Linked DNA regions of Homo sapiens: region 2 is linked to region 1. A link is a loop called in an ENCODE intact Hi-C map of the cell type or tissue named here. Cell type or tissue: ascending aorta. All regions are shown on one strand. Links, peaks and the distances in the headings refer to the core of each region. The heading gives the core; the rest is flanking DNA.

What was found. Hi-C counts contacts between places; a loop is a spot of excess contacts. Peaks named below come from ENCODE experiments on the same cell type or tissue, not always from the same donor. Only the 100,000 strongest peaks of a DNase experiment are listed, where the experiment ranks them.
Region 2: it touches region 1 in a loop (17-fold over the local background); 28 of 110 quality-filtered maps call a loop at or near these places.

What each region holds. Positions count from the first base shown.
Region 1 is chr2:172,592,006-172,599,803 of GRCh38, forward strand. It overlaps PDK1 (pyruvate dehydrogenase kinase 1), which reads left to right. Exons shown (of 11, transcript NM_002610.5): 10 at 930-1,043; 11 at 3,824-7,798. The coding sequence ends at 3,964. Among named protein-coding and RNA genes, the nearest start is that of PDK1-AS1, 39 kb to the left of the region's middle. RefSeq lists a silencer at 1-140. In ascending aorta, for the core only: a CTCF peak has its summit at 1,879 (motif pointing right); no DNase peak of the experiment used is centred there; H3K27ac peaks cover 1,894 bases.
Region 2 is chr2:172,671,512-172,679,309 of GRCh38, forward strand. It overlaps a transcript of PDK1 not described here. Among named protein-coding and RNA genes, the nearest start is that of RAPGEF4, 60 kb to the right of the region's middle. RefSeq lists a silencer at 1,570-1,864. In ascending aorta, for the core only: a CTCF peak has its summit at 3,372 (motif pointing left); a DNase peak (open chromatin) is centred at 3,337.

The DNA.
Region 1 (7,798 bases), core at 1,396-6,395:
GGAGGAAACATCTATTGTCCTGTCCTGAAGGGAGTTCCTCCTGTGTCTGGTCGGACCTTCAGATTTAGATCCCCTGTTAGGAAACCTGCTGGGTTAAGGATTTTTGATAGGAAAGCTACGGGTTGTCAGTGGTCTCAGTGCTTCCGGGCTATGCCCTTGTTTACACTGACAACAAGGTGGTATTGGAGTGTTATAGGGTTACAGAGAAGACCTTCAATTATCAGTTATAGGTTTTAAATTTACCCTGGCTTTTGAAGGAATAGGGTACACTGTTTTTTCTTTACTACTTCTATCTCTCTTTCTCTTTGACTTCTTTGCCTCTCTCTTTCTGACTCCTCTTTGTCTCTTCCTCTCTCTGACTTTTTGTGTCTCTCTTTCTCTCTCTCTCTGACTCCCTCTTTGTCCCTGTCTCTTCCTCTCTCTGTCTCTGACTTTGTCTCTTTCTTTCTTTCTCTCTGACTCCCTCTTTGTCTCTCTCTTCCTCTGTCTCTCTCTCTGACTTTCTGTCTCTTTCTCTCTTTCCTTTCTGCTGGTCTTTCCCTGCCTCTGCCAGCTGCTTATGCTGCTCTTCTCCCCTCTCCTGGAGAAGTCCGCAGACCAAGAACCCACTGGAAGGAACCAATTCCAGACACAATACGACCGAGCAGGCCAGCAAGGAAAAGCAATATGCTTTTTCGAGACCAACCACAAGTCATTTTATAGAAAGAATAAAGAGTTTTAAATGACCAGAGGGAAGTCAGCTGATACAGTACTCAAGTAAACCTCAGCTTAATCATTGTCAATGCTTAAATATTAATTATATTAAATATAATGCATCTCTCAGATGCGGGCTCTGATAGCCCCGTGGTACTCAATGGCATCTATCTTAATTAGAAAAGTATTTCAGTGTGTGTCTTTCTGAATAGAATTTTGTTTTTCTCATCAAACAGGCTGGTTTTGGTTATGGATTGCCCATATCACGTCTTTACGCACAATACTTCCAAGGAGACCTGAAGCTGTATTCCCTAGAGGGTTACGGGACAGATGCAGTTATCTACATTAAGGTAATAGCTGTAGTCTTCTTGATTTAATATTTCTTTTGATGATAAGAACAGATGTCCATACTTAACTGTAATGAAATTTAACTCTACCACATGCTGTTTAAATAGAAAAAAACTATGGTTTTTTGCTGGGGATCTCACCCATTTTGATAGATGATCCCCTAAAACTATGGGGAAAGAGATTTGTATCCTGGAGTGATTAGGACTCTGTCTATTAATAGGAAAAAAATTGGGTTAAAGTAGAGAATCATAAGTTATATATCATACAAGTTTAATTTTAACATAAAACACATGAATGGACATTGATAACGCCAAACTTTTGATGTACTGCCAAGGCTTTTTTTTTGTATATGGGTCTGCAGATTGGAGTGTCACATTGTCTTTTTTGCAAAAGCTGTACTGACAGTGCATCATTTTAGTTTCTTTAAACCAACAAGTGCATACTCTTTTTGGACTTTTATGCAGTCCTTTACAGATACCTCCTGACTGATTTGACAGCAAGTTTTATGTGACTTTCCTTCATGAGTCTTTCCAAAACATTCATCTTAGTTTTCAAGGAAACATTCCCCTTTTTATTCTTTGCTTATGTAATAAATTTTGTAATTATCATGACAGAATTGTACAAACAGATTTGGGAACAAGCACAAGTGACTCTTGGTAAGCATATAGCTTACCTAATGGACACAGAAGCACTTAGTCTGCTTGCCTGGAGTGTTCAATGCATTAAGGAGGGTTCCACACATTTTACATGGTGGAAAAACACTAGGTTCCATCATTCCCCTTCTTCGGCTAACTGGTGGCTGTTTATGCCTGATTTAGTGACTCTAGTTTCTTGTTCTGGCCACTAGATGGCATCTATTTTATAGGAAATGTTGAAGAATTTATATTGGAAAAAATATCTGAAAAGACTAAATTCTTTCTAGATGGTATTTTTTGTTTTTTTAACCATGTCAATTGCGAGGGAAAAGGGCAACATCAATGCAATGTTTTTCTTTTTTTTTTTTTTTTGAGACGGAGTCTTGCTCTGTGTCACGTAAGCTGGAGTGCAATGGCATGATCTCGGCTCACTGCAACCTCCGCCTCCCGGGTTCAAGCTGTTCTCCTGCCTCAGCCTTCCGAATAGCTGGGATTACAGGCGCCTGACTAATTTTGTATTTTTAGTAGAGATGGGGTTTGACCACGCTGGCTAGGCTGATCTCGAACTCCTGACCTCAGGTGATCCGCTTGCCTTGGCCTCCCAAAGTGCTGGGATTACAGGCATGAGCCACCACACCTGGCCTAGTGCAATGTTTTTATGACAAAATGTAACATTTTGATCTAGCCCAGGAGTGTCCAATCTTATGGCTTCCCTGGGCCACAGTGGAAGAACAGCTGTCTTGTGCCACACATAAAATACACTAATGATAGCTGATGAGCTTAAAAAAGATTGCACAAAAAAAAATCTCATAATGTTTTAAGAAAGTTTACAAATGTGTTGAGCTTCATTCAAAGCCATCCTGGGCCGCATGCAGCCTGTGGGCTGTGGATTGGACAAGCTTGATCTAGCCTGTAGATCAAGAAATTCTGGAATATTTAGAGAAATATGGAGGTGAAAGGTTTTTTGTTCTACCTTAGGGAAAATAGAAGATAAGAAGTCTTAGAGAATCATTAAAATTGTCAACATCAAAGACTTTAGCATTATCAGAATGAGATTTTCTTGTTCAGGGTGTTCTGCATCTTAGGAAATGCCTTTGGCCTGGGATGGAAATACTACTGAAAAATCCTAACTTGAAGAAGATAACTAGAAATGTAGTTTATCTCAGGTTCCAGTGACTTATAGGAAGCTGAAATACAATGGAGAATTACTGGTAATAATATATGGAAAACTGAAATCATGCATGATGCAGAAATCTTGTGCACAGTGACTGAAATTGGAGGCCGGAGAAGACACAGATTCAAACCCAGGGCCAATAAATGTTCACGAAAAAGCTAAGATGCCTTAGACATAGATTTCTATTTATTAATAATGTTATAATGAGTTTTTAAATTTTTATGTATTTATAGAGTCAATATCTTGCTTTGTTGCCAGGCCGGAGTGCAGTGGTACAATCATAATTCACTACAGCCTTGAACCCCTGGGCTTCAAGTGATCCTCCTCTCTCAGTCTCCCAAGTAGTTAGGACTACACCCATGTGCCACCATGTCCAGCTGATATTTTTATTTTTTGTAGAGACAGGATCTTGCTATGTTGCCCAGGCTGGTCTCCAACTCCTGAGCTCAAGCAATCTTCCTGTGTAAGCCTCCCAAAGCACTGGGATTATAGGCATAAGCCACCGTGCCTGGCTTGTGATGAGTTTTTTTTAAAGCACAGTGACTATGCTGAAAAAAACACTATTTCTTCTAGTAAATAATTAAAATAGAGTTCATTAAATTTATGTGCATCTATTAAGATACATATATCGATTTGTATGCTTTTACATTTAACCAACTTCTTCAGTTAGCCAACTCTGATCTGGGTCATGTTTTGTGTAAAATTTCAGTCCAGCAGCTTCCAGGATGGCTGGGGAATTACTGTAAGCAACAAACTCAGTCAACCTGCACATCAGTCAGTGCCATAGATTTCATAAATAACACGTTTCAAATATACATACCATTTAAAAGTATATTTAGGTGGTATAAGGATTAATAAGATACTAATAGAATATTATTTAATTTGTCGTAACCTTTTTGCCATTGTCTATTTTCTCAAATAATGAATTCTAAAAAATGCCAGACTTAATAGGTCTTAGGTTTTTCTTTTTCAGGCTCTGTCAACAGACTCAATAGAAAGACTCCCAGTGTATAACAAAGCTGCCTGGAAGCATTACAACACCAACCACGAGGCTGATGACTGGTGCGTCCCCAGCAGAGAACCCAAAGACATGACGACGTTCCGCAGTGCCTAGACACACTTGGGACATCGGAAAATCCAAATGTGGCTTTTGTATTAAATTTGGAAGGTATGGTGTTCAGAACTATATTATACCAAGTACTTTATTTATCGTTTTCACAAAACTATTTGAGTAGAATAAATGGAAACTGAATTCCATTTGTGCCCGTTAAACCTCCTAAAGGATGAAATTGCACCTATTTTACACTTATATTTTCACAGTTAATTGAACATATTTTTAAACAACTGTAGTTTTGGGCAACTTTTCACTTTGTGGTAGACTTCAGAAGTGTGGAAATCTTCGGGTTTCTATAGGAAACTAGTTTTTTTTTTTTAAGAAATACTTTCATTTATGTTTGCTAGAAACATTTTCTAAATGATAGTGATTAGCTGGTTAGCCATCTTCCTGTTATTTGGAGGAGTTCTGCCATCTTTTATTCGGTAGTGACAGCTGTAATATGGTCTTCATGTTTATCAGTGACTTGACTACAAGTAAAGCAGAAAACAGTTGGCCTGTAATCACAGAACCAGCCACCCTTCGGCGTCTACATGCATTGTCTTAGCTCTGAGGTTAATTTACCATTTTTAAATTTTATTGTAAAGAAGTGTAATGACTAGCTCTCTGTGGATCTATGCCAAAATCATGGGCCATCTTTTCTAAGTGTACTTCTGATTAATGCAAGGGGAAATTTTTATACTGAAAACAAACAAACAAACTAGCAGCTACTAAAATAGAGAAGAAATTGAGGGCAAAGTAATATGTCTCCAAAACTGAACTGATTGCTTGTTGAGATTACCTAGAAAGCTTTTGGAAAAAAATAGAGCTTTTCTGCATCCTACTCCAGATACACTGAATCGGAATCCCTAGGGCTAGAGCCTAGAAATCTCACTTTTTAAAATGCTTCCAAGGTAAGTCTGATGCCTACCCTAGGTTGGGAACCACTCTTTCAAAGTAAACAGTGATGACACAGCATTTGCTAAAGTAACATCTGTAGGTTTTGGTTTCCACCTATTTAAAGTCAGATTTATAGACTCGAGGAGACAGAAACTGAATCCCACACCTGGTGCAATTAGAAGCATAATTAGAAGCAGAAGAACAAAATGCCACGTAACCAAAGCATCAGAGCCATCATTGCACGTGTCTTTTTTTCTTTTTTCTTTTTTTTTTTTCAAGACAGGGTCTCGCTCTTTTGCCCAGGATGGAGTACAGTGGCATGGTCAAGGCTCACTGCAGCTTCAATCTTCTGGGCTCAAGTAATCCTTCCACCTCAGCCTCCCATATAGCTGGAACTACAGTTGTGCACTACCACACCCAGCTAATTTTTTGATTTCTTGTGGAGATGAGGTCTCAGTATGTTCCCAGGCTAGTGTTGAACTCCTGAGCTCAAGAAATCCTCCTGCCTGAGTCTCTGAAAGTGCTGGGATTACAGGCGTGAGCCACCACACATGGCCTATTGCACAAGTCTTGACAAACAACATATATTTTCTAAAACTATCCAGATTTCATTATCAGGGAAAAGTTTGCTTAGGTTTATTACAGCAGTCCTTGGCATTTGTATGGTAATTTGTACTTTACAAATACTTTGATATATTATAACTCTATTGGTCTTTGAAACAAAGCGATACAGTGTAGGTGGTATCATTCTCTTTCTCACTCAGTGTGGCCCAGAGTTGCTCAGAATTGGAGCAGAGCCTGAGACGTATCTGCAGATCCTGTCATCAGCTGGCAAGTCCAGGAGACTGTGTCATTTAGAGACTGTGTTGTTAGTTATCCCTCAACATCTTCTAAGGTGGCAGGAAATAATATTGGAAATAACATTTTAAAGTAAAAATTTTAAAGTTTAAAGAAGAGTTTTGCCACTTAAACAGGGGAGCTTTGTCTGGAAAATACACTGAGTTGAAACACTTCATCCTTGGAAGGATTATATAAGATGAACAGTTGTGATAAATGTGTAGATTAGAGGGATGTGAATGGGCAGTTAGTCCAGTGCCCTCATTTAAGAGGCCAAGATCCTGATTCAGAGGAGGCATCCTTTGCCCAGAGCTGCTTAGCTAATCTGACCAAATGTTGGGAAAAATGTCTCACCTAACCCACTATTCCTTAATTATGGATTTTGTGAAAAACAATAGAACATGTTAATGAGTAATTTATATTAGTTCGATGTATTACAATTTTTTAGCTTTAAATTACAGTTTTCTTATAATGTTGAAATGTTTTAGAATCCTTTGAATCTAAGTATTTGTTTCCTAAATGAAACATTTGTACAACATTTGATGTTTTTACTTATGAAATATTCTCCTCCCCCAAGAAAATTTAAACTTTTTCTCTCTATTTAAAAGCTAAGAAATGTTTTAAAGGAAAAATGAAATTATCTTCCTTTAGCTTATTTTTAAGGTAAAACAGCTTTTTACTCTGTTATTGTGGTAATGGACAGAATATTACATACAAAAATATTCTGGGAGAGCTTTTTCCTAGTTGGTTTTAAATCATTGTGCCACCTGAAAGGTTTTTAGATTTTATAGGAGCTAATTTGTCCACCAGCATTAATGTAACACAGTGTAGTTATGAAAATATATTGAAGGACAGGAAGTGGACACGAAGTGATTTTTGTAACCTGAGCAGTTAATGAATGTGCCAACATTTTCTAGGAAGGGACAGCAAGAATATTCTGCTCTGTAGTTAAAATACTGGCTGGCTTTTGATGTCTTCATGCTTAATTGTGATCACTTTCTTGCACTGTGATGTTTTTACGTGAATATGTTGAAGTAGAAGTCTACCATATTATTTTATAAAATGTTTTCTGTATGGCAATAAACTGAAAACATGGATCAACCCTTCTTTTGAAAATAAACTGAGTCAATTTAGCCTTTTAAAAATATAGTCATCTCTTTTAAATAGAATCCTCTTCCACCATCAAGGCTCAACATTTTGTAAGCATCCAAAAAATTGGTAATTAGGGGGCTTGCACTAAATTTCACTATCTTCAGTAGAGAGGAACTGTTTGGAACTTAGATTTCCAATGTGTATATTCTAATGGAGAAAGCAAGAGGTAGAGTTTGTATGTTTGACTTACCTTAGATTTTTATTTTCCATACATACTGCAAATGATTGACTTGTTGCATAAATGAAGATCTTCTGTTGTGTGCTTTTCAAACACTGTAAATAAATTTGAAATTTGAATAACTTTCCACAGTATAACTGTAAAAAAAAAAAAAAAAAGTCTTAATTTAACCAGCATTACCCTCTGCTTGTACCAATTGAATGGCAGAACTACTATAGTCAAAAATAAATTCCTATCCTATTTTTAATTGATGGGATATAGGCAGCACAATTTCCCTTCATTGTTGAAGCCAACAAGTTCCGTAACAGAACTCCAGAGGTAAATAGCTGGGAAAACTGTTAGTTTTAAGGTCCCACTGTTGCTCTGTGAATGACTAATCAGAGGAAGCCAAAAATCAGCCAACTAATTTCAGTTTATGTCTTTAATTGTGATGTAAGTGTGAAGTTTCTACATATGGGTAATCAGGGTTGAGTTAGGTAGTTTGCAAACATGACTTTTGCTGGAGGAACTTTTAATCATGTCTTATTAATTTCTGGTCCCAATAATTAATTTTCTTACAGTCAAACCCAATGCACTTGAAAAATAATATAATTAATACTGTGTGAAGAATTTTTTGCATGTTAAAAAAAGCAAACCACTAGTTTGCTTAGTTCTGGCATTCATAAACTACTGTACCTTCTGTTCTATTGACATGTTTGGAAAAAAGAATTGAACATATGTACCACCCCCCTCTTTCTAGAGTCTCCACAGTTCTTTAGCAATTGCTAACCATAGGTTTTTAATAGCAA
Region 2 (7,798 bases), core at 965-5,964, 79 kb after region 1:
GGATTATAATACTTCTTCCCTCTATTGGTTTTTTTTTTTTTGGTTGTTGTAAAAATAACTTGAACTATAGGTTGTGAAGTTTCTTTGTAAATTACTGTCTAAATGATTGTATTTGATATAATGACTATTCTTGATATAGCACACACTGATAATGTAATAAACCAATAAATCTGAGCACACGTGAGTCATAAGGGGTAATTACATCTCTTTTTATCTGTGTGTCTATGGTGAAACATGAATGCAGAAGAGAAAGAGAAGAGGCAATGTTTCTGTCTTAGAGTAATAGTTTATCATTGCCCTTAGGATATCCCTAGCAAGTTACAATGAAAGTGAAGACAGGTAACACAGTAAAAAGTGAAATACATTTCAGAGAAGGGAAAACAAGATAAAAATTTGGAGAAAGATGAATTCTCAATAAATATTTATTTCATGAGTGAACAAATTAATTGGATAGGAGAGAGAAAGTCAGCTGCCGTTTTTCTCTTACTATTTATATGGGAAACCTCCAGAAAGATAAGCACCATGAGTTGGTAGAAGTGGGAATCTTGGTAAGGAGAGCGTACTTGACTTTGAAAGAGACAAGAAGTATTCTTGCAATGTTTGTAGGTCTGCAGAGAGGAAGACAAATGTAGATCCTTCCCAGAACTATTGATTTTATATTCTTTATCTCTGAATCAGTTGAGCCTCTCATTTTAGTCATTCTCCTCCCTTTTCAAGCTGTTTAAAGTTTGAAATTAGCATCATACATCAGAACAAACTCTCTTGCTAAGTCATAGCTCTCCTTTATGTGTTCAGTGATTGTATTTTTATCCATGAATCACCAGTTCTCTAGATGACATACCTTCCTTCCTCCACTCCTTGCTAAGTAAATTTGTTTATTTCACCATTTGTTCTCTTCACAGTCTAAATGTTAAGCACATTCCCATAATTATTGAGGATTTGTGATTTTTAAATAATGACCCCAAAAGGCTGCTGAGACCTCCCTATCCAAGCACACCTCGTTTAATTGTGCTTTGCTTTATTACCCTTCACAGATACTGCATTTTTTACAAGTTGAAGATTTGTGGCAACTCTTCATTGAGCAAGTCCATCAGTATCATTTTTCTTTCTTTTTTTTTTTAAAAAACAAGATGCTTTTCTTTGTATTTTTACAATATCATTCAATAAAAAGCAGTAGAAACATAACAGTGTTAATATTAAGTTTACAAAGGAATATTTGAACAAAAAATCTGTACACATTATAATTTACAGCAATTTTATGTGGTAAATCCACTGATTGTTAAAAAGTGTTCTTTATAAGTCGCTCTGCTGCATTAAATCTTGGAGTATTATAGATAAAGAATGCACCTAGCTCTATTTACAAATGTTAGCAGCAGGACATACCCAAGTCATACAGCATCAAAGCATGTTACCAGCAGCAAATCCATATGGGTCTTCAGCAGCCTCAATTCCTGCCTCCTCAGAAGAAATAATTCAACTGAGGGGCATGAGGCAGAAGGAGAGACTGAGGCAAGTTTTAGAGTGGGAGTGAAATTTATTATCAAGCTTTAGCACAAGAATAAAAGGAAGTAAAGTACACTTGGAAGAAGGCCAAGTGGGCAACTGGAGAGATTAAGTGCGCTGTTTGACCTTTGACTTGGGATTTTCTATGTTGGCATACTTCCCGGGTCTTGCATCTCTTCTCAACCTGATTCTTCCCTTGGGGTGTGTTGTCCACATGCACAGTGGCCTGCCAGCACTTGGGAGGTGAGCATGTGCACTGTGTTTATTGGAGTTGTACGCATGTTCAATTGAGGCATTCTTCCCTTACTAGTTGAATGTCCCTTGGAGGTCATATGCCAGTTAAATTCCACCATTTTGTCCCTTAATAAACATGCTTGAGCCCAATCGCCCAACTCCTGGGATCTTATCAGGAAGCTGCTGATCACTAGGCTCAGGTTTTTCTATCTATTGGGAAACTGCCTTTCCCTGGCCCTGGCTATGACTAATTATTATTTTAGAGAGACAGTTAACAACCTCCCTGAGCATCACGTGATGGTCGCCTGACATTCCTGGTGTGTGTGCTGGGGGAGGGCCCTCTCCTGTCCTGCTCATGACTGACTAGCTACCTACTGTAACACAGGTACCAAATGAAGAATGTAAACTTCCATAAAACCCATCAGTTTAACAGCTCAACTTAACATGTTTGTTCAGAGCCCTGTCTGACATATTGATAAAAGGCCAAAAATTAAGTTTCCATAAAGATAGTAAAGGTGTCTGACTCTTGACACTGCTTTGCCAGACACCTGTAAAGAAAGATTACTCTCAATTGGTCCCATGAATTACATGGTTAAATCCAAAACAACCCATCTGACAAGTGGCAACTTAAAATACTTGTGGAAAATCCATTTCAGTATACTTGTCAGTTTACCTTGGAGCATGGTAGGGGATTAAAGCAAAGTTTGCCACAAGCCTGCGTTAAGTTTGAGCTTCCTTGGATTTAGCCCCATTTACAATTTAAAACATACAAAATACACTCACTATACATGAAATTAATGTTCCTTAAGAAAATAAGGCTTGACTAACAATTTATTGTGAGATGATGAACTATCAACAAAGAAGCCCCCAGGTGCAAGTGCGCACACGTGCTTGGCACCTGATCAGCCTTCCACCAGACCTGGGAGGAGCTGTTTCTTTTGGTGGCCGCAGGTGGCGCAGTTAGCTCATGACCCAGAAGTCTCTCAAGGGTTCAGCGAAACTTCAAATCAAATTCGTCCTGCACTCCGCAGTCCACGCGTGTAACTTTGATGGGTGCCAGGGCACGTTTCAAAGTCGTCCTGTGAGCTTGGCTGGGGCTCGGGACTGCTCTCTGCGAATTTGAGGTCAGCCGGGTGGATATCTTGGCAAACCACATCCTCCTTCAGCCGGAGGATCCCAGAAATGCAGAGCCACTTCCAGAGTCTGATTTTCTGGTCCACGACTATGCTTCTTAAATGTACTGGGAGTCTGGGTTGAATGCCAGGTGGCAGCATGTGTCTTGGGACGTCTTTAGTGTGGCACCACAGGCAATTGTGTCCGCCTCCTCCTCAGGACGCTCCCCTCTGCAGAAGTCGTCAGCACTGTGGATGCAGGTTCCTTTCCATCAGAACTTCCCGATGAAGATTTTCTCTCTTCCTAAGTCCTGTGTGAGTTTTCTTTTATTTTGCCAGTTCTTTGTCAAACTCTGGTTCTCATTTCATCTTCCACCGCCCTTGTCCCGTCTGAACGCCTAGAATGGAGCTCAGGGCCTTCGGGAGGGGCGAAGCCCTCGGGCTGCAGGCTGCCGGGCCGGGCCCTGGGCTTCCTGAGCCTCTCCCGGGCTGTGCGCCCGCGTCCAAGGCGCCACCTTGCGGGGACAGCAGGCGGGGACTTCGCGGGCCCAGTTCCATTTTTCCAACAGCATGTGCTCGCTTTGTCACATTTTGGTAATTCTCACAATATTTCACATTTGCCACCATTATTTTATCTGTGTGATGATGATGTGTGATAATGATCTGTGATCAGTGGTCTTTCATGTTACTATAGTAATTGGGGAACCACGAAGCACGCTCATAGCAGATGGCAAACTTGATTGATAAATGTGTGTGCTCAGACAGCTCCACTCACTGGCTGCTTCTTGTCTTCTCTCTCTCACTCTCTCTCTCCTCGGCCTCCCCATTCCCTGAGACAGAACAATATTGAAATTGGGCCAGTTAATAACCCTATAGTGGCCTCTAAGTGTTCAAGTGAAAGGAAGATCTCACCTCTCTCACTTTAATCAAAAGCTAGAACTGATTAAGCTTGCTGAGGAGGGCATGTTGGAAGCCAAGATTGGCCAAAAGCTAGGTCCCTTGCACCAAACAGCCAAATTGTGAATGCAAAAGAAAAATTGCTGAAGGAAACTACAAATGCTACTCTAGTGAGCACTAGAATGATAAGAAAGTGAAGCATCCTTATTGCTGATATGGAGAAGGTTTGAGTGTTCTGGAGAGATTATCAAACCAGCCGTAACATTCCCTTCAGCCAAAGTCTAATCCAGAGCAAGGCCCTAACTCTCTTCAATTCTATCAAGGCTGAGAGAGGTGAGGAAGCTACAGCAGAAAAGTTTGAAGCTACTAGAGGTGGGTCCATGAGGTTTAGGGAAAGAAGCCATCTCTATAACATAAAAGTGCAAGGTGAAGCAGCAGTGCTGAGGGAGAAGCTGCAACAAGCTATCCAGAAGATCCAGTTAAGATCATTGATGAAGGTGGCTACACTAAACAACAAATTTTCAATTTAGAAAAAACAGCCTTCTATTGGAAGAAGATGCCATCTAAAACTTTCAGAATTAGAGAGAAGAAGCCAATGGCTTCAAGGCTCCAAAGGACAGGCTGACTCTCTTGTGAAGGGTTAACACAGCTGGTGACTTTAAGTTGAAGCCAAGGCTCACATATTATTCTGAAAATCCTAGGGCCCTTAAAAATTATGCTAAATCTCTTCTGCTTGTGCTTTATAAGTAAAACAACAATGCTCAGATGACAGCACATCTGTTTATATCATGGTTAACTGAATATTTTAAGCCCACTGTTGAGATCTACTGCTCAGAAAAAAATAGTTCTTTCAAAATATTACTACTGATTGACAGTGCACCTAGTCACTCAAGGGCTCTAAGGGAGATGTACAAGGAGATTAACATGATTTTCATGCCTGCTAACACAACATCCATTCTGCAGTCCATGGATTCAGGAGTAACTTTGACTCTCAAGTCTTATTTGAGAAATACATTTTGTAAGGCTGTAGCTGCTATAGATAGTGATTCCTGTGATATATCTGGGCAAAGTAAATAGAAAACCTTCTGGAAAGGATTCACTATTCTAGGTGCCATTAAGAACGTTAGTGATTCATGGGAGGAGGTCAAAATATCAACATGAACAGGAGTTTGGGTGTTGAGTCCAACCTTCATGGATGACTTTGAGGGATTTAAGACTTCAATAAAGGAGATAACTATAGATGTGATAGAAATAGAAAGGGAATAGAATTAGAAATGAAGCCTGGAGATGTGACTGAATTGCTACAATCTCATGATAAAACTTGAACAGATGGGGAGTTACTTCTTAAGGATAAGCAAAGAAAGTGGTTTCTTGAGATGGACTTTACTCCTGAGGAAGATGCTGTGAACACTGTAGAAATGATAAAAAAGGATTTAGAATATTACATAAAGTTAGTTGATAAAGCAGCAGCAGGTTTTGAGAGGATTGGCTCCAATTTTGAAAGAAGTTATATTGTGGGCCAAATGCTATCAAACAGCATCTCATAATACAGAGAAATCTTTTGTGAAAGGAAGATTGAATCCATGTGGCAAACTTCATTGTTGTCTTGTTTTAAGAATTTGCCATAGCCACCCCATCCTTCAGCAACACCATCCTGATCAGTCAGCAGCCACCAATATTGAGGCAAGACCATCCACCAGCAAAAAGATTACAACTCACTGAAGGCTCAGACAGTTGTCAGCATTTTTTAGCAATAAAATATTTTAAAATTAAGATACGTATAGTGTTTTTTAAATACATAATGCTTCTGCATACTTAACAGACTACAGTATAAAGTAAATATAACTTTTATATGCACTGCGAAACAAAAAAAATTGTGTGACTTCATTGCAGTATTCATTTTATTGAAGTAGTCTGGAATCAAACTCACATATCCCCAAGGCATGCCTATACATTGCTTTTGTTGCAGTGTGATAAATGGTGTCGTTTTTGCAGCAAGTAGCATTTTTGCTTCCTCAGATGGGACCGGAAAGTTCAGAGATTTTTATTAGTTAAGGTAGCAATGTGCCATGCTTCTTTCTTTCTTCATACACTTCCTTTATTTGCTGAAGCCTTTCTTCCAGTAGCTTCCTAGAGTATTTGCAAGGTACATTTTGTATCTATTTTGCCTTTACACTTGATTATTTGATTGGGTTTAGAATCCTGAGAAAAAGTAAATTTTTCCTTAGAATTTGAAGAGAAGTCTCAGGACAACAGCTTTTCAACAAGTCCAGACAGCAACTTGCTCTGGATTGCAGCCAGAGGAAGAGGGCTCCAGGAACAAGGCTGTTAAGGGAAAATAACAATTGGAAGTGTTTGAGCACTTAGGAAAATTATTGCCTAGACATTTCACAGCTCTGTTAAAGCATTTTGGGAAAAATAAAAGTACACAAATAATTAAACATCTTAAAAAGAGGCAGTTGTTAACTTCAGAGAAAACAAAAGTTTATACAAGAATGAAAACATCACAGTGAAGTTATTTGGCTTAGCAGTGAATAATACTTAGATGGTCAAAATAAGGTAAATATTGATTATGGATTTAATCCAAAACTGTATAGCTACATTGGGAGGATGAATAAAAGGGAAATTAGGCCGGGTGCGGTAGCTCACGCCTGTAATCCCAGCACTTTGGGAGGCCAAGGCAGGCGGATCACCTTAGGTCAGGAGTTCGAGACCAGCCTGGCCAACATGGTGAAACCCTGTCTGTACTAAAAATACAAAAATTAGCCGGGCATGGTGGTGGGCGCCTGTAAATCCCAGCTACTCAGGAGGCTGAGTCAGGAGAATCCCTTGAACCCAGAAGACGGAGGTTGCAGTGAGCCAAGATTGCACCACTGCACTCCAGCCTGGGTGACAGAGGGAGACTCCGTCTCAAAAAAAAGAAAGAAAGGGAGTCAGAGGGCTCAACCACAAAGGGAAGTCTATCGATCCTGTAATGAATCACATAGAGACACTTCTGAGAGTGAAGGGACCACTGGCTATAATTATTCTGAGACAACAGGTACAAATTGGAATTGATGGGCAAACTAGATGTATGGTCACCCAAATTACAGGCATATTATTTTAAATGTAGAGGTAAATGCCAGATGAGACAGGTAATTCAGTTGGAAGTGGCAGTCTCTAGGGAGTGGGATTGGTGGTTGGAGAGAGTAAGACAGGAGACTGTTGGCTTTTAACAGTCTATTAGTACTATTTGATTTAAAATAATGCTTATGCATTATATTAAAATAAACTTAAAAGTTGACTTTTTAGAACAGATTAGATTAACATTGCCTAATGCTTTTTGATATAAACCAAAATGTTCCTTTTATAGCAAGAGGCCATATAGAAGGACTCCTGGAATACTTACTTCCTATACTATGTATTTGATTCTTTCCCCAATTTAAGAAAGGTGCCACTGGAGGGACAATAAGTACTAGGTCCTCTTTGTCTCTGAAATAGGGCCTTGGCACAAAGTAGATGCTTATTAGTTATTTGTTAATGAATAAAAGCAACATTCAGTAGCATTTTCAAAGGCAGAAAAACCTTTGAGAAACCAGGTTTATCAGATGATATTTCCAAGTACAGGTGTAATGGCTTACCAGGCTTACCCTGAGTGGAGTTCATCAGAAGGGGGTCCGCAGGCAAAGTGAAGCAGGGAAACCTTTTTTGTTTTTACAAAATATAGCTCTAGAGCTTAGAGTGTATGATGTTGACTCTGTCGCAGAGATTTCTTTAAGACAATGGTACCTAAAGCAATAATAATTGAACATTCAGAAATATAGCCTGTAATGTGTGCCTTTAGGGATAATGGTATGTTTTTTACTGCTGACTTGATGCTCATTAGTTTGAAACTTCCCTAAATTTTTATTCTCAAAGAAAATTTTAAGCCAAGCATGATGACTCATGCCTATAAATCCAATGACTTGGGAGCCTGAGATGGGATGATTGCTTGAAGCTAGGAGTTCAAGACTAGCCTGGGCAACATAGTGAGACCCTGTCTCTAAATTTTTTTTTAAAGATTGGTCAGGTGT